Linked DNA regions of Homo sapiens: region 1 is linked to region 2. The links are chromatin loops, found by intact Hi-C in ENCODE. Cell type or tissue: heart right ventricle. All regions are shown on one strand. Links, peaks and the distances in the headings refer to the core of each region. The heading gives the core; the rest is flanking DNA. Region 1 has its middle 58 kb from the start of CLINT1. Region 2 overlaps CLINT1 (clathrin interactor 1).

Region 1 (9,456 bases), core at 1,077-9,076, 95 kb before region 2:
GGAGGATAGAGGAGCTTGAATTCTGCTGAGGTGTAAATTGTTGCTGCTGTTATTCCAGAAGTGAAAAGATATGTGACTTCCCCAATTACTCCTGCAAATAACATCACTATCGTAGAATGTAAGATTGACTTTTTGAGATGTCTTTTCCGGGCCGGGTGCAGTGGCTTACTCCTGTAATCCCAGCACTTTGGGAGGCCGAGGCAGGCGGATCACGAGGTCTAGAGTTTGAGACTCAGCCTGGCCAACATGGTGGATCCCCCTCTCTACTAAAACTACAAAAATTAGCTGGGTGTGGTGGCATACTTCTGTAATCCCAGCCACTCGGGAGGCTGAGACAGGAGGCAGAGGTTGCAGTGAGCTGAGACCACACCATTGCACTCCAACCTGGGTGTCAGACTCCATCTCAAAACAAGGAAAAAAAAAACTAAACAAATGTATTTTCCAGTTTTTTACAAGTCTGACATCGATGGCTCCATCTGGACCTGCCAACCACTCCTGTGGCCCCACCCAGAAGCAACTCAGCACACAGGAGGACAATTTTCCACACCCCAATGATTGAATCCCCAACCAATCAGCAGCAAGCCCCAGTTGTCTATCCACCTCCACCCCTTTCCCCAAACCATCTTTGAAAAACCTCTAACCTGGCAGAGAGTGGTGCCTCACACCTGTAATCCCAGCATTTTGGGAGGCCGAGGCGGGTGGATCACCTGAGGTAAGGAGTTGAAGACCAGCCTGGCCAACATGCTGAAACCCCGTCTCTACTAAAAATACAAAAATTAGCCGGGCATGATGTCCAGTGCTTGTAATACCAGCTAGTCGGGTGGCTGAGGCGGGAGAATCACTTGAACCTGGGAGGCGGAGTTTGCAGTGAGACGAGATTGCGCCACTGCACTCCAGCCTGGGCAACTGAGCAAAACTCCGTCTCAAAAAAAAAAAAAAAGAAAAAAGAAAAGGAAAACCCCTAACTTCCAAACATTGGAGGAGATTGATTAGAATAATAATAAAACCTTGGTCTCCTGTTCAGCCAGCTCTGCATGAATTAAACTCTTTGTCCATTGCAATTTCCCTGCTTTGATAAATCAGCTCCATCTGGGCAGCAGGCAAGAAGAACCCATTGAGCTGTTACATCATCATTGCAGCTTACATTACATTGTGGGTAGCTACTCTGTGGTCCAAACTTAATGCAAAGGGGCTGGAAAAACATAATCCAGCTGTGTGCTGAAAGTGGATTGGTGAAAAGAAAATGGATTGGCAAGCACCTGGTCTCTCCCACAGCAAATGACATTAACTTTGGCAGCTAGTCAGTTTCACATTTGGTTTTTCTCTTCATTGGCACAATATATAATGCAGACATGGCTGGATTGAGCAAGATTGATGTTCGCAGGAGCCAGATAAATCATCTTCCTCTAGATTGGCAGATATTTGGCAGTTTGCTGTCACTTCTTATTTCCTGACCGTAGCAGTTACAGCTAATTAATCGTGACACTCCTTCCCTATAACTGCAGTCACAGTCACATAATCCTTCTCAGTATGGAGCTGTGGACAGTCAGAACCAATGGATCAAAGTCAGCATACAATACAAACCTACTGGCATCTCGATTCTCTTTATCCCTTACATTTTATAGGTGAGGAAACTGAAACCTAAGGAAGTAGAATAATTTGATCATTGACAAAGTTATAGTGAGTTCCTATAAGGGAGGAGACCACCCCTCATATCATCTTATGCCCAATTTCTGCCTCCAAAGAAAGAAGAAGTAAAAACTAAAAGGCAGAAATGAAATCCACAGGCAGACAGCCCGGTGCCGCACCCTGGGCCTGGTAGTTAAAGATCGACCCCTGATCTAATCAGTTATGTTATCTATAGATTACAGACATTGTATAGAAATGCACTGTGAAAATCCCTATCCTGTTTTGTTCTGATCTAATTACCGGTGCATGCAGCCCGCAGTCACGTACCCACTGCTTGCTCAATCAATCATGACCCTCTCACACGCACCCCCTTAGAGTTGTGAGCCTTTAAAAGGGACAGGAATTGCTCACTTGGGGGGCTCAGCTCTTGAGACAGGAGTCTTGCCGATGCCCCCGGCTGAATAAACCCCTTCCTTCTTTAACTCGGTGTCTGAGGAGTTTTGTCTGCGGCTTGTCCTGCTACACCTACTATACACTAGACACTCTGCTACGCTCAGGCAATGTTACTTTAAACAAGACACACCCTTTCCTTCAGGAAGTTAAGGGAGAAAAGGAAGTCAGGTTGTTAGAGTAGGCAGTCAGGCAGATATGAGCAGGGCAGGAGAGCGCCCAGCCCATCAACCACCACCATCAGATGATGGTGAGGCAGTTGTTAAACTGTTTCTCTAACGTAGTAATTAGCTGCAGCTGGTGGCAGGGAAAAGCAGTCTCGCAATACATAGAAAACACCTGAAGCTGGTGATCAGCCACTTCCCCTGATAAGATCTCAGGAGTTGGGCGAGTGGGCTCAAATATGTGCACTAAGAGGCAAAAGGGTGGAGTTTAACTGGTATATGACCTTCCTCTGGGAACACTCAACTAGTTAGGAAGAATGCCTCAAGTGAGGCAGTGCACAACTTCAGTAAACACGCTGAGCATGTGGCCCCTCCCAAGTGCTGGCAGGCCACTGTGTATGCAGACAGCCTACCCCCGGGGAAGAATCAGAGAAGAGACACGAGAACCCAGAAGCATGCCAGTATATAAAACCCCAAGTCAAAAGTCAAACCATGGACTTGAATCTCTTAAGTCGCTCGCTTGGCCCTCTTCCACATGTACTTCACTTTCTTTTGTTCCTGCTCTAAAATTTTTTAATAAGCTTTCACTCCTGCTCTAAAACTTCCCTCGGTTTCTCCCTCTGCCTTGTGCCCTTCGGTCAAATTTTATCTTCTGAGGTATGGATTTGCTGCTGCTGACAAGATGAGTGGACAGGAAATTACAATACAGCATAACAAGTGGAAAGAAGAGACGAAGGCAAGATGCTATGAGAGAACATTGAAAACACCTTTGTGAAAATTGTAACGGTGAGAATATTATGACAGTCACAGAGATCTGACCTAACTGACTCCATCTTGCCTCTAATCTCCAAGCTATCCTTGTTCATTCCTGGGCATAGGCCAAACTAACTTTGGGAGGAACTTAGTTCATAGTGTAACTCTGAAACAAAGATAACACCCCTTTTCTGAAACAAACCCCCTTCTTGCCTGGGGACCAGACTGCCTTTGTAGGACTAACAAATTAGCCACAAGATTAGAAATTATGGTTTAGGAATTATGCAGCCACAGGCCACAACATTCCAAACCTCCCTAATTGCTCCCAGGGATAACAGCACTATTGTAAAACCTAAGATCAGTGCTCTAGGTACTTTTCAGACCCTGCATTTTGATGCAGCAGAGGGCGCCACCCAGACCAGTAAACCGACTCATCTGGTCTTGTGGCCTCTACTCAAAAACTGACTCAGCACAAGAGGACAGCCTTGACTTCCTATGATTTTTGTCTCCCACCCAACCAATCAGCACTCCCCACTCCCTGGCTCCCTACCCACAAAATTATCCTTTAAAATCCTCAGTCTCTGAATTGTCAGGGAGACTGATTTGAGTAATAATAAAACTCTGGTCTCCCATTCAACCGGCTCTGTGTGAATTAAAGTCTTTCTATATTGCAATTCCTGTCTTGATAAATTGTCTGTATCTGGCCAGTGGCAAATTAACCTGTTGGGTGGCTGCATGACAGTGGTAAATAAAAAGAATTATTTTGATCCTGATAAGGAACACTTTATTCAAAAGACTACTGTAATGGGGTTTTGTAGTAGGGGAGGGAGATTGGGCACAACTCCAAATACAACAACAACAACAAAAAAATGGGGATTTTGGCCAAGAAGCAGGGCAGAGGCATGAATGGATGGGAAATCACTAGGAGGGTAGGATAATTCTTGCTAAATTAGCCTAACAGGATTCTTGCTAAAGGCAGGCCAGGGTGATCAGATATCAAGGGTGAGGATTCTCTGTAAACTTACTGTCTTAGTTGATTTTGTGTTGCTATAACAGAATACCACAGACTGGGTAAGTTATAAAGAAAAGAAATAGCTGGGTGCAGTGGCTCACACTTGTAATCCCAGCACTTTGGGAGGTTGAGGCAGGAGGATTGCTTGAGCCTAAGGGTTCAAGACTAGCCCGGGCAACATAGTGAGACCTTGTCTCTACTAAAAATAAAAAATTAGCCAGGCATTGTGGCACACACCTGTGGTCCCAGCTACTCAGGGAGCTGAGGTGGGAGGATTGCTTGAGACCAGGAGGTCAAGGCTGCAGTGAGCCATGATTATCTCACTGCGCTCCAGCCTAGGTGACAGAGCAAGACTCTGTCTCAAAAAAATTTAAAAAAAGGAAAGAAAAGAAATATTTCTTACAGTACTGGAGGCTGGGAAGTCCAAGGTCAAGGGGCCCGCATCTGGAAAGGGCCTTCTTGCTGCATCATCCCATGGCAGAAGGTGAAAAGGCAAGAGAAGAGGCTGCGGTCACTTTTTTTTCTTTTTTTTTTTTTTGGAGACGGATGTCTCGCTCTGTCACCCAGGCTGGAGTGCAGTGGCGCGATCTCGGCTCACTGCAACCTCCTCCTTCCAGGTTCAAGAAATTAACCTGCTTCAGCCTCCCGAGTAACTGAGACTACAGGCACACGCTGCCATGCCCGGCTAATTTTTTTTTTTTTTTTTTTTTTTTTTTTGTATTTTAGTAGAGACGGGATTTCACCATGTTGCCCAGGTGGGTCTTGAACTCCTGAGCTCAGGCAATCCACCCACCTCAGCCTCCCAAAGTGCTAGGATTATAGGCGTGAGCCACTGCACCCAGCCTGAGCTCACTTTTTAAATAAATTCATTCTCATGATAACAAAAGCACTCCTGTGATAACAGCATTAATCCATTCATGAGGGTGGAGCCCTCATGAACAAATCGCCTCTTATTAGGCCCCATCTCCCAACACTGCTGCATTGGGGATTAAGTTTCCAACACATGAACTTTTGGGGACACATTCAAACCACTGCGCTAACTTAACAAGATTCTTGCTAAAACTGAGTGATGTGAGTCCAGCAAGGATGGACACTGAAGCTCAAGGCCTACAGGATTTAGAGGAGCCTCACTAGAGTTAGGTCCAGAAGGGATCTTTTGCCAGCAGTGACAGCTAACCTAGTCATGATGAGAGAGAAGCAAAACTTGCTGGAAGAAGACACATCTATGCCAAATCATGAAACATGAATACACTTTAGCCAAGCAGAGTGTAAAATTGGAAGATAAGAGCATCTCAGCCAGAGGAACCCACCTGTTCAAAGGCCAAAAGGTAAAAATGAGGATGGTACACACAGAAAACGGCAAAAGATGTAGCCTGGCTAGAGCCCACAGTGTACAGAAATGGAATTAAGGGTGTACCAATTAGCTATTGCTATATAACAAACCATGGCAAAACTCAGTGGCTTGAAATAATAACAGCATTATTGTTGCTCATGAGTCTATGGGTCAGTTGAGCAGTTCTTGTTTCAGTTAGGCTCATTCATGTATTGGCAGTCAGCTGAGAGCTGGGCAGGCGGCTCTCTTTTGCATGCCTAGGCATCCGCTAGCTGTAGACTGGTCTAGGATAGCCTTGGCTGTGACGACTGGGCTGTCTTCCAAATCAGCTCCCATTCTCCAGCAGCCTGGCCTGTCCACACGGTGGTGGCAGGGTTCCAAGAGAGAGCAGAAGTACTCCAGACCTCTTGAGACCTAGGCCCAGAATTGACACAGGACCACTTCCAGTGTATTTAAAAAGCCAAAGCAAGTCACATAGCCAGACTAGAGTCAAGGGGCAGGGAAATAGACTCCACCCCTTGATGAGAGAAGCTGCACAACATTTTTGCAAATCATGTGAACACAAGGAGGGAGAATTTGGTCTTTTTTTTTTTTTTTTTTGGCCTCCAAATCAACCTACTGTAGAGAGAGAGGATTGGCAAGATGTCAACCAAGAGAGACGGACAGGCCCAAATCATGAAAAGTCTTGTGTGCCAACCTCAGGAGTTGGAGAGGAAATGGGGAGCCATGGAAGAGTGACATGATCGGATATGAACTCTAGACAGGCATTGCTTTAACCCAAAAGGTAGCTGACCAGCTTGAACAACATAGTAAGATACCATCTCAACAAAAAATACAAATTAAAAAAAATAGCCAGATGTGGTGGTGTGTACCAGTAATCCCAGCTACTCAGGATGCCAAAGCAAGGTAGGAGGATTGCTTGAGCCCAGGAGTTTGAGGTTGTAGCAAGCTAGATAGTAACACTGCACTTAAGTTTGGGTGACAGAACAAGACCTTGTCTCTAAAATAAAAAATAAAGACAGTTGATAAAGACCTGGATAATGGTAGGAGAGATGGAATTCAGTCATTAGATTCAAGAGAACCACGGACGTACTACCTGCTGCGGGGGTGAAGGGGGAAACATCTAAGGTTGCATAGCTGGTGAGTAGCAGAGGGAGAGTAAAGCAAAGCTTAGCCAGGCGTGGTGGCACACGCCTGTAATCCCAGCTACTCGGGAGGCTGAGGCAGGAGAATCGCTTGAACTCGGGAGGTGGAGGTTGCAGTGAGCCAAGATTGTGCCAATGCACTGCAGCCTGGGCAACAAGAGCGAAACTCTGTCTCTAAAATAAAATAAAATAAAAAAATAAAGCAAAGTCTTCTACATCCCAATCTGATATCACTGCCATTCCTCTTCTGGGTGCAGTATTTTAAGTTCAGGGATTTTTCCATCCCTCTCCTATCAGTTGCAGTGTTCCCTTGGCCATTTTCTGAATCTATCACCCGGAAACAGACACACCAAAGCCATTCTAAGACACAAACCTCATGGAGACATAAAGTCCAGTTTATCCCAGCTAACAGTCAGAGACTTAACGCCTTTAGAGATAAGGAAATAACAATAAACACTAATAACTAGCATGTCTACCTGGTGTGGCTTGGAGAATCATTAACCTTTGTTAGATAAACAAATCTTGGCTGTTACCCACCTAGGTCTATGCTTCTCAGGGTTGTTTATGTGAGAAGCAGCTCAGTTGCAAATCAACACCTGTCATTAGGAGCATCCATTCTTTTGACTCTCAATTTGGGTCTCGTATTTGAAGCCAATTTGTTCACCCTGCCCACAGCATCTTAATCCTTTGGCACCTCCTCCCAGCCAGCCGGCTGTGTGCCTCAGTTCAATTTCAGCTGCTCTATTGAATGACTTCTCCAGAATTCTTCGCAGTGAATCGCATGTATGCCGAATAAATATTGCCTGTATTCTATCTGATCATTGCAAACATACCTTCCAAATCAGATTAAATCCACCTAATTGATTTTACACATCATGATGACAAACAAAAACTACTTCTGTTTATAGTAGAAATTTGCACCTCCACCTTAATTGCACAGCACTTTTCTGTAAAGTGGCTCAAGACACTTTGTGAATGTTATTTCATTTAATATTACACCTTTGGCGCTAGGCACAAGCCAGATTTCATTACTCTTTTTTATTCAGGTCCAGTGTGTTAACTGATTTGCAAAGCTAGCCTCAATAATTCCACCCAGCCCTAGTATATACACAGGCAGAATCTGTTTCCCCACTTTGTGAATCTGGCTTGGCCTCATCACCTGCTTGAAGCAATAGAATATGGCATAAGTGACGTTGGGCAACTCAATAGGCCTTGTAGCTTCTGGTGTGGCTCCTCTGGAGCTCCTGCTGTGTTAATTAATGAGAGCCTGCCAGACATCAATAGCAGCCTGTCAAGCCCGCCTTCTGGAGGATTAAGTAAGAGTGTGCATGCTAAGCCCCTGGCACATAGTAGGTGTTAGTTTCTTGCCTCACTTTCTATAGCAATCATTTTTATCTAGAGAAGGCTGGAACTAAATTAATAACTTTTGTATATTTTTTTAAAGAGTAAGAGAATAGTTTTTTCCTTTTCTTTGCTCAGAAATGTATTTAGAACCTGGTGTGACGATGGCCAGTTGAAGTGTGTCAAATATGATTACCATCTGAAGGACAGCAGCAGGGTTCTTCAAAAACCCTCTGCCCCTTACTGGGAGAAAGGGTTCACTTTGTAATACATTCGCAAGCAATGAGAACAGAGAGTACTTTGAGTTCTGAATACTAAGTATAGTTCAAAAATCCAACTCATTGGAAAGGAGAAAGGAAAATCACAGGTTTTACAACAAAGTCACTTTTCAGGTTCTCAGAATCACTTGAAAAGACCTATTTTACTGTTTGCCTGCCAAACTCGAGTTTTTTGTCCTATGGCTGCTAACTACATAGGTCTCCATGGGTCACCAGGGCCTCAGACGCAGAAGGACTGCGTTGCCTTAGCAGGAAAAACCAGTCAAGCTGGTGGAGGGCAGTGCAGCAGGTGGCAACTTGCTCCCTCCTTGGAGGTTTTTGAGGCTTACAAGGAGAAACGGGTGTGATAGGTGGATGGGGTCATGCAAAGGGTGCGGTGACATTCTCTTGTGAAGACCAGGTGTGTGACAGTAGCAGCAGCAGAGTTGATAACAGCCAAAAATCTGGATAGCCATTACTAGAAAAAGATATAGTGCCTACTGAAACATCCGGACCACCATCAGGAAATGCAATCATCCAGGCTCGGCAGCCTTTCAAAGGCACCCATCCGAGACTCTCTTTTGTGTCCTTCCATTCTCTGGGACCCTGCCAGTACATAGGGTACTCTCGGTACTAGAGACTGCGTGTACACAGAGAAGGAAGTGAGAAAGCCAGTAACACCCACAATCAGGTGTTTCAGCTAGGGCAGTGGGGTGGGGAAGGTTACTCCTATGCCAGTTTTCTTTGGCATATGACTAGGAGCTTGCTAATACTTGCATTATAATTTATAAATTGAAGTCTATATGAAAGTTACTTTAATGAGTAGGTGACTCAGGACTTCAGGTTTGAGCAAGGTCATATGCTTTTATTTATTTATTTATTTATTTGAGACAGAGTTTCACTCTTGTCTCCCAGGCTGGAGTGCAGTGGCACCATCTCGGCTCACTGCAACCTCCGCCTCCCAGGTTCAAGCGATTCTCCTGTCTCTGCCTCCCGAGTAGCTGGGATTATAGGCACAAGCCACCATGCTCAGGTAATTTTTGTATTTTTTAGTAGAGACGGGGTTTCACCATGTTGGCCAGGCTGGTCTTGAACTCCTGACCTCAGGTGATCCACCCGCCTCGGCCTCCCAAAGTGCTGGGATTACAGGCATGAGCCACCACACCCGGCTCTTTTTTTTTTTTTTTTTTTTTTTGAGATGGAGTTTCGCTCTTGTTGCCCAGGCTGGAGTGCAATGGCAGGATCTCGGCTCACCACAAACCTCTGCCTCCCAGGTTCGAGCGATTCTCTTGCCTCAGCCTCCCGAATAGCTGCGATTGCAGGCTCCCACCACCACGCCCAGCTAATTTTTGTATTTTTAGTAGAGACGGGG
Region 2 (9,456 bases), core at 671-8,670:
AAAATAAATACTTTACATATATTTAGAGAGGAACACATCAACTTTGGCAATAGCTTGGATTGATGACACAGTCAAATCTATGTAGAATCAGTAAATTTATGAAGTGTTCTGCTATGCAAAAGTTTACCTGAGAAATAAGACTTTGGTGACGATATGTATTCATTATCCGGTGGTGAGGATAAGCACAGGATCTTTAATTTATGGATAAATGTGGGAGATTGTTAACAGTCTGTACAGACATTTCCATTTTCATAATTTTGAAGATACACACAAGGGTCTTTAATCTTCCGAGAATGTTAGGAGTTCTTACAGCTTTTTGAATTTTCCTACTTGCAGAGTATTGTTTGGTGTTTCACTTGCTCCCCCTTCCTCCTCTCCCTTCTTCCTCAAACTGAAAAACACTTACATATAAAACAGTTCCATAATATTTATCTATTTTATCTATAAGTAGTACAAATACAGTGTAAAAATTTGAATTAAGGTTACAAGAATATTCAGCCATATCAATCAGCAATGTTCAGTAGTATTAAAACACCAAGAGTGATTACAATTCTGTGGTTCATTTCTCTGCCTTCATGATAATACTGGATTCAACGATTATTGAAATTGAAGGCCAGCATTAGTCAGAATGAAACAAAGAATTTGGAAGTAGAATTGATGTGAGAGTAGCATTGGTTTAAAAAAAGAATACAGTCCTTAATTTTCTGACAACTTAATTATAATTTTAAAAATAGTTATACCAGTTTCTATGGTCTTACATCATGTCAGGAGGAAAAAATTGGAAGTGGTGTTTTTGAACATTAAGACAGCATTTTCTGTAATTTTAATCTCATACGAACAGGCAGCTAGAGTTTGGACTTAGGCAGTTTGCCATGTTTTAAAGGTATTTTAGGTTCTCAGTTATAGTAACTAACTTGATCTTTGAGTATCCAGAATTATTTTAAATAGATTTAAAAAGTATTATGGGGCTCCCCTCCTCCTTCAAAGCCTGGTAGTAAGCTGCTTTTTACTCATTTGATCGTAATTTTTTTTTGACTGAGAAAGCTAAAAGATAGGGTATAATATTTTTGTGCAAATTCCTGATGGTTATTTTTAAAAGCAAAGTTTTGTGTTTCAGCATTTAGAAATTTAGAGTTCCCTCTTGAAAAGTAAAGAGGAAAACAGAAGATGCATAATCCAGCATAGTCATTTGTGTACATAGTTGAAGCCATAAATAATATGCATCCCATATACATATGATATCATTGGATTGAATAGGTTATATGTTTTAAGTATTAATAACTAGGTTACTCTTTTCCGAAATCTTGTTATTGCAGAATGGGTAAGAGAGCTTCAGATTTTAGATGTCTCTGATTTCAGTTTTTCCCTAATCAAACTGGTATTTTCTTTACTTTTAAAAGTACATGTTTAAGAGGAGAGACATCAGTTTCCTCCCTTTCAGTTAGATGATTTGTATTTAATATTTACTAAAACCAAAGAAAATGTAATTTCCATGACTGAGAATATATCTTTTTAAATATTTATTTGGCATATAGCTCTTCTGTAGCATAATTTGTGATGCTACATTTGATGTCATCTTAGACCAGATTATATTCTATGATTTTAGTACAGTGTGACATAATAGAAAATGGGCTTTGGAATTAAAAGACCTAATAGTTTTTAAATATGCCATTTACTAGTTGTGGGATTTGGAGTGAGTTTCTTTAGAGGAAGTGTCCAGGATTGTGATATTTGTTTCTTCTGTACTTTTCCAAACTTTATTTTATTGGAATTCTTGCAATATGGAGGGAGTACTATGGTTTATTATTGCTTTAACAGCATGGCTATTTTATAACATGTTTACTATAGCAAAATTATCTCTTCTACTGCGCTATGTTGTCGCTTGTGTTAAGACTTTTTCATTGCATTGTATTTCATTTTCATTTGCAGATCAGTGAGAGACTTTTTTTTCTGATGGGTGGTGAATATCCCACCATGTGGACGAATGAGTTTTTCCACCTCCCCACATCATTTCTATAGAGCCTCAGATATTTCGTTAACAATGAAAGTAATCTACCTGTTGAATTTAGGAATAGTAGGCTTCTTGGCCGTTGACAGTACATTTGATACTGTTCACAGGACTGTAATGAAATATAACTTGATATTAAAATACGAGTATTGAACCTATAAAATGTTCAACTTGCAAACAAGGGTAATGTGGTGGAGGCTATCCCCTGATAAAAAATGAATATCACAAGGTTCATTATCTAGCTTCTAGAGTTATTCTTAAAACTATTTATCTAATGTTATGGATGGAAACATAAAAAGAAAGACCAAATGTTTCTGGTTTAAGACTTTTGTTACCTGAGGAAACTGTCTTCTGCAGCAGTGGTCTCTAACCTTTTTGGCACCAGGGATCAGTTTTGTGGAAGACAATTTTTGCACAGACCAGGGGTTGGGGAGGATAGTTTCCGGATGAAACTGTTCCATCTCAGACCATCAGGCATTAGATTCTCATAAGGAGTACACAGCCTAGGTCCCTCACATGCACAGTTCACAACAGGGTTCACGCTCCTAAGGCCACCACTGATCTGACAGGAGGCAGAGCTCAGGCAGTGACGCTCGCTCGCCACTGCTCATGTCCTGCCATGCAGCCCCATTCCCAACAGGCCGGTCCGCAACTCCGGGGGTTGGGTACCCCTATTCTACAATGTTAATTTTATGGGTGTTTTATGTTAAAAAAATTATTAAGAAGATTTATACTTAATAAGAGCATTTAATTTATAAAAGTATCTTTTCTGAAACCTTTGTGGCATTGAGGATAAAAGGTGACTTTTAAATACAGATTTTGATGTCAAGAATTATTCATCCCTAACAGTTTTAAAAAATCATATTAATTCCAAAATTGGGTACTTAAATTGTTCTCTGTGGTTTTGCATACATAGCACTTGGTGTACATATTTTAGTCTGTATGTATATATTTTAGTTACTGTTTGCTGCACTTATTAACCTGATAAAACAAGATATTGGAAGTACAGATAATATTCATGTGGTCTACCATGATGTTTACTTGCCTATAAATAGTTAAAATGTAGCTAATGATGATACAGTACTTATATTTTTAATGGCCTTTAGTAGTTTAACCTTGGTTACAATATAATACTTTGAAAAAATTTGGAAAATACAGGAGAGTATTAATATAAAGAAAAACATTATTTAAAACTGTTGCTTGGAACTAAGTTATGTTTATTTCTGTCTCCAGATGTTTCTGTCTTTTAAATTATCTTAGTATGGGTGTGTGTATGCATGCGTACGTCAGAACACATTTAGAGGTCTCAAATAAAAGATTGCCTGATCTCAGGATGAGTGAAATCTTGACAATAAGCTTAAAACAAAGAGAAACCATATAAAAAATATAGATTCATTTGACTTCAGTTTTTTTTTAAAGGAATAAAATTTAAAAGGCAAACTGGGAAAAATACTTCTCAATCTGTTTCACTTTACTCCTTATTCCTTTGTTAGCAGTTAGTACCACATTATACCTATACTTTACCTTTTCTCTTGGTGTATAGTTTTGTTTTAGCAAAGCATATTCTTGAACTTTTAAGAGGAAAAAATACCAACAAGGACTGCTCAAGTTTTTTCTTGTTAATTATTTTACTGATGATTCTTAATGTAGATAAGAAGTATTGACTGCCTGTAAGTAAAAGCCTCATTTTAGCTTTTAATCAATTCTACCTCTAAAAACTGGACTGAAACTTACCAAGTAAAATAATTTGATATTATCTGAATGTCAAGTAGTCAAATAAGCAGAAAATGGAGAATAAAGAGGAGGGCTACGATGAACACTAATAATTTACAAACTGAATAGTTGACCCTTGACTAACTGAATACTGGCTGTGTTTACATAGCTCTAGAAGCATGTGTTAGTCCATTTTCATGCTGCTGATAAAGGCATACCCAAGACTGGGAAGAAAAAGAGGTTTAATTGGACACAGTTCCACATGGCTGGGGAGGCCCCAGAATCATGGCGGGAGGTGAAAGGCACTTTTTACATGGCAGCAGCAAGGGAAAATGAGGAAGAGGCAAAAGCAGAAACCCCTGATAAGACCATGAGATCTTGGGAGGGATAGCATTACATATGCCTCATGTAAATGACGAGTTAACGGTTGCAGCATACAAACATGGCACATGTATACACCTGCACGTTGTGCACATGTACCCTAGAACTTAAAGTATAAAAAAAAAAAAAAGACCATCAAATCTTGTGAGACTTACTCACTACCACTAGAACAGTATGAGGGAAACCGCCCTCATGATTCAAATTATCTCCCAACAGGTCCCTCCCACAACACGTGGGAATTATGAGAGTACAATTCAAGATGAGATTTGGGTGGGGACACAGCCAAACCATATCAAAGCATGTGTGCAAAACTTGAGGATGGTAACTTCTCGCAGTTGGCACTAAAGATCTAGTGAGTCAGTGTTGCTGAGTTGTGCAGAGTGAAGTTGCTGGAGTGTTCTGAGAAGCAAATGTGAAAATGAGTAAAAGCACTTTGGAAACAACAAACAGTTTCATAAACAATAATGATTGTGTCTATGGATTTTATTCTTGTATTCTTCATTCTTTGGTGATTCCTTCCATCTTTCATTCCCTCTCTTAACTTTCTTTTTGGCCTAATATTAGAGTCCGTTAAGATTTGGTATTGTTAGCCAGTTATACTGCTGAACTACCCAGTAGTTGTAACTGTTACATTTAAACAGTGTGATCCTAGTAATTACCTATCTTTATCAGGACAGAGAAACCTACTCTTCAAGTCACTCATTTTCAAGACTCTTGTTTTAAGCAAAGAGAAAGTTAATATGTTGAGTAAGCCTAGATAGAACACATGTGAGAAGGGCTCATTTTGTACTTTCTGGTGACTATTAGATTGTTCTGAAAATTACAGATACTATTTAAACTAGTGAAGAAATGTAAAAATTACAGCAACATTTTTTTTCCTGGTTTATGTTCTCTTGTGAAACAGCAGCATTTCTTAAAGTTATTTTTCTTCTTTTACTTTCCCTCCATTATTACATCTCATGTCTGTTTATGTTTGCAGAAATTAAATACAGATAAAAATCTGGAAATAAAAGGTAGTTATTGATGGTGACAGCAGAAATGTTAAAAATCATTAGATATTTTGTGGGTCAAGTTTTCTTTTGGTATTACTGTCAGACTGGTTTAAAATAATATACAGAAAATTTTTTTGGTGTTATCAAAGTATTCTTGGTTACCTTTAAGTGTTATAATGATAATTACATGAAAGGAAATGTAAGTAGAAAAGCCTGTATCCAAAGACTTTGAGCCTTCAACAGAAGGTCATAATAATGGTTGCCGGTACTTTAAAAAAAACAACAACTAAGTGTAAAGAGATAATTTTTTAAAATTTCAAGTTAGGAATCTCAATTTAGGATTGGTGAAAGTCCGTAAGTCACTTGTTTGACTGTAGTGTTAGTTTAAATGGTATGAAATTTATTGGGGAGGGGCGGTGTCTTTTTCTGTAATTTTGTTTGCAGATCAAATTCTAGACCTTTGTCTGGATTGTTGTGTGTGTGTTTAAGAAACCGTTGAGAGTGCCCCCTCTAGCGTCTGTGATATATTCTTAAAACATTTGTGTCAGAAGTTTTCAGAATTAAACTAGCCATTTTTTTCCTTTCAAATCTGGACATAATTTTTATTTTTATTTTTAACACGGAGGGATTGTTTTCTTTTTTAAAAAAGGTCACTGGAATTATGGGTAGGGCATAGATTGAGGGCAGTAGAAAACATGAGAAAGGAAGGATTAAAATGCCATTTCTACCTTTTTAGAAATAGTTATTTTTAAATGACCTGGAATAAGGCCAAACCATACAGTGTTGTTTTTAGTTTACATTTGTTTCTGAATTAGTTGAAGCTTAAAATACTTTGTCTTGGAATTCTTTATGCCATCAAATCTCATCTTGAGGGGGTTCTTTGCAGTTTCTGAAAGCAACAGCTTCATTGGAAAATAGCTTTTTTTGGGGGAGGGGAGTGGGAGACAGGGTCTTGTTCTCTGTAGCCTCAACCTCCTGGGCTTATGCAGTCCTCCCACCTCAGCGTCCTGAGAAGCTGGGACCACAGGTACACGCTACCACGCCCAGCAAATTTTTGTATTTTTTGTAGTGATGGAGTTTTGCCATGTTGGCCAGGCTGGTATCGAACTTCTAGGCTCAAGCAATCCACCTGCCTCATCCTCCCAAAGTGCTGGGGATTACAGATAGGAGCCACTGCACCTGGCCTGGAAAATAACTTCTAATAGATCTGGTTTCTTTGTGTAAGCGTTCTGTTATTTTTTTGTTTTATGTTTGCCATATCCTCCTGTGGATATACTTAATAACTATATTGTAAGTATGTTCTGATGGCTCCCATTGTTTTTCAACCAAAGAAATGAGGAGATTCTTAGATTATTGGCTCTCTGCCACCTCTCCCTCTAAACACAGCACTCACACAGGCCTTCAGCTAAGAATCTTGTGAAGGGTTACGGAAACAGAACCTTTCTTATTTGACCCATGGGCCTTTGTCGCTTGAACAAGGAAAGCAGTGTTCTGAAATCTACAGCATTTATGAAGGCTCTGGTAAAAATATTTCATGTACATGGACTGGAGATTAACTTCTTTCATCTTGTTCTCCAACAAATTAAACAATGCAAAGAGATTTCAAGTGCATTCTTGGTAATGAAATGCTTGGGTGAATTATAATCCTAATTGCTATTGTTCATTTTCACAGCTGCATTTTGACACTTTTAACTGCCTAAGCCACGCATTCTTCAGCCACCAGGATAAACAAAAGCATTCTGAAATTCATCATTTTGTGGCATCTTAAATTGTGAATCTGTTATTGGCTGCCTTAGTTTTATTTTGGTTCCATGGTTGATAAAATTAGGAGGAAAATTGTTCTTCTACATTTATACATAAAACTGTTGCAATAGAAGCATTACTGGATTTTAACGAAAATGTATTCCTTAGTGGTCTTAACATTTTTAAGGGGGGGTGGGCAGTGGAGATTGTGGATTTATTTTAGTCCTGGGGAAGGAATTTATATTTATTTTGTCACATTAATTGATATCTTAGGAGGCAGCTTTCTCCAAGATTTGAAAGAAAATAATAGGATTTTGCTTTTCTTCCATAGTAGAACAGTGTTCTGAATTTAAATCTGAAAGCCAGATTGATTCAGTTTTTTGGCAAGTCACACTTAAATGCATAATTGTTCCTTTAAAATTTGACCCAAACCTGTTTGTTGGTTTGTTCTTTAAACATGAAGAAATTGAAGTGTTTGTAATAAATTTGAAATTTATATTTAAGAGATTTGAGTGCCAATTTCAACCAAACCTTCCTTATTTTAAAAATAGAAGTTTTTGATGACTGAAAAACCATATAGCAAAAGTGGGGTATATGCATGTAATAGTTAACCAAATTCTGATTTTTCACTATTTCTAAGACTTAATGCTAAGTGGAAGAATTGAATTACCATATTCACAGACACCTGTTATAACAATTATTTGGTAATAATTGGAGCTTTCGATGTCAAATGAATACTACTATAGGATGTCACATTTTTGCAGTCTTTATTCTCAAAATGTCTTTGAATTCTTAAATTCATATAAGCATGAGAAATTCCATTTTAACCAAATATTTTGCCATCTCATGTCTTAATCTGATTTTTTCCGAAGTGAATTCTTTCATATAAAAATATTACATAATGTTTTGAAATACTCCTAATAGATGGTTATTTTATATATATTTCCTTTTGTTTTTTGGAGACAGGGTCTTGCTGTATTGCCCAGGCTGGGGTACAGTTGGGCGGTCATGGCTCCCTGAAGCCTTGACCTACTGGAATCAAACAATCTTCCCACCTCAGCCTCCCTAGTAGCTGGGACTACAGGTGCATGCCAACATGTCTGGCTAATTTTTAATTTTTTTTTTTTTTTTTTTTTTTTTAGAGACCAGGTCTCACTGTGTTGCCCAGGCTGGTGTTGGTTATTATATTTGATAGTAATAATAGCTAACATATATTGAGTACTTTCTATATGTCAGACACTGTGCTAAATAAACACCATTTGCTGTGCTAGCCTTTGAGGTAGTATTCTTATTTATTGGTTGAGGAAACTGAGATTAAGATAATTAAAATAATTTTGTCAAAGGTCACATAGTAAGTGATTGGAATCAGATCTTTCTGACTCCTGAGGCCCACGTTCTTGATCATTGCTGAAGACCTAAGGGAAAGTTAAGTGTCCATCGTACAATCTCCTGATGGAATATTATGCAGCCAGTAAAAGTGAGGGTTACAGTGAATATATGACATAGAAGTGCATATGATAGAGTAAATGAAAAAAGACTCAAGGATCACAGTTCAGTGTTTATAGTGGTTCTAAACATCTGTAGATATCTTTGATTTATTCTTTTAAAAATGTGATATAGATACTGTTCAGCTGTTACATAATTTTGCCTAATTTATAGAATTTCTATAAGCAGGAAACATAAGCCTGCATTGCATGTAAACCAGATCTGGTCAAGAAACTGACAACTTAGTTTTATAATAGACTCCAGCATGTTCAGTTTTTGTTTTTGTTTTTTTTAATTTGACCTTCAGCCATTTTTTACTGGACTTAATGCCAGCTCTAATGTAATCTCTCATCTGTATTCTTGAAGGCTAATGGTATAGTAAAATCTGCTTAAAGATAACTTAAGTGTGTTACATAGTGTCCTTGGGGTAGCTTGTGCACAAAAGATGTTTTCTCTCCCATCCTGTAGAGGTAGCTCATTAGGACACCCAGTAGTGTCATTATTAAGTTTTCATGTGTTTCTCAGTTTTGATGCTAATCTTTGTGCATGTGTGCGTGCATTTTTTTCCTCTACAGCACCAATGTTGTTATGAATTATTCAGAGATCGAGTCTAAGGTTCGAGAGGCAACGAACGATGATCCTTGGGGACCTTCTGGGCAACTCATGGGAGAGATTGCCAAGTAAGTGATAATTTGACTCAGCAGTGCAGAAAAAAATCAAAGCATCTTAACACAGAAATATGAAATTTGCTTTCAGATTTAAACTATTTGGCTGCCAAAATATAAATTTTGCATAATCATTCAGATAGTAATGTAGAGAGTTTCAGATACTAATGTGGAAAGTTTTATGCAATCCATTCCCCTTAAAAATTTGGCTCAAAAAAGAAACTCACAGTGTATCTTTTTTAATGAAGTTTTGAGATACACTGTAGCTCACCATGTAAAATTTTGACAAATGCATATAAAATAACTTGAAGTGAAAGTTACAAAAAAATTTTTCTGTGAACATCTGGGCCATTGTACCAGTGAATGAAGAGCTTGCAAAGTATATTAATTAATTTAATTAATTATTAATTGCAAAGTATTGATTAATTAGTGGGGCTTACATATGTGCCAGGTAGTGTATAAAACATAG

Evidence for each region. Hi-C counts contacts between places; a loop is a spot of excess contacts. Peaks named below come from ENCODE experiments on the same cell type or tissue, not always from the same donor. Only the 100,000 strongest peaks of a DNase experiment are listed, where the experiment ranks them.
Region 1: it touches region 2 in a loop (7-fold over the local background); 37 of 110 quality-filtered maps call a loop at or near these places.

What each region holds. Positions count from the first base shown.
Region 1 is chr5:157,912,078-157,921,533 of GRCh38, reverse strand. No RefSeq gene overlaps it. Among named protein-coding and RNA genes, the nearest start is that of CLINT1, 58 kb to the right of the region's middle. RefSeq lists silencers at 1,725-1,867, 3,380-3,489. In heart right ventricle, for the core only: CTCF peaks have their summits at 3,397 (motif pointing right) and 5,701; DNase peaks (open chromatin) are centred at 3,423 and 5,683; H3K4me3 peaks cover 632 bases; H3K27ac peaks cover 3,659 bases.
Region 2 is chr5:157,816,989-157,826,444 of GRCh38, reverse strand. It overlaps CLINT1 (clathrin interactor 1), which reads left to right. Exons shown (of 12, transcript NM_014666.4): 2 at 8,898-9,002. Among named protein-coding and RNA genes, the nearest start is that of CLINT1, 37 kb to the left of the region's middle. In heart right ventricle, for the core only: CTCF peaks have their summits at 5,410 and 5,613; no DNase peak of the experiment used is centred there; H3K27ac peaks cover 3,060 bases.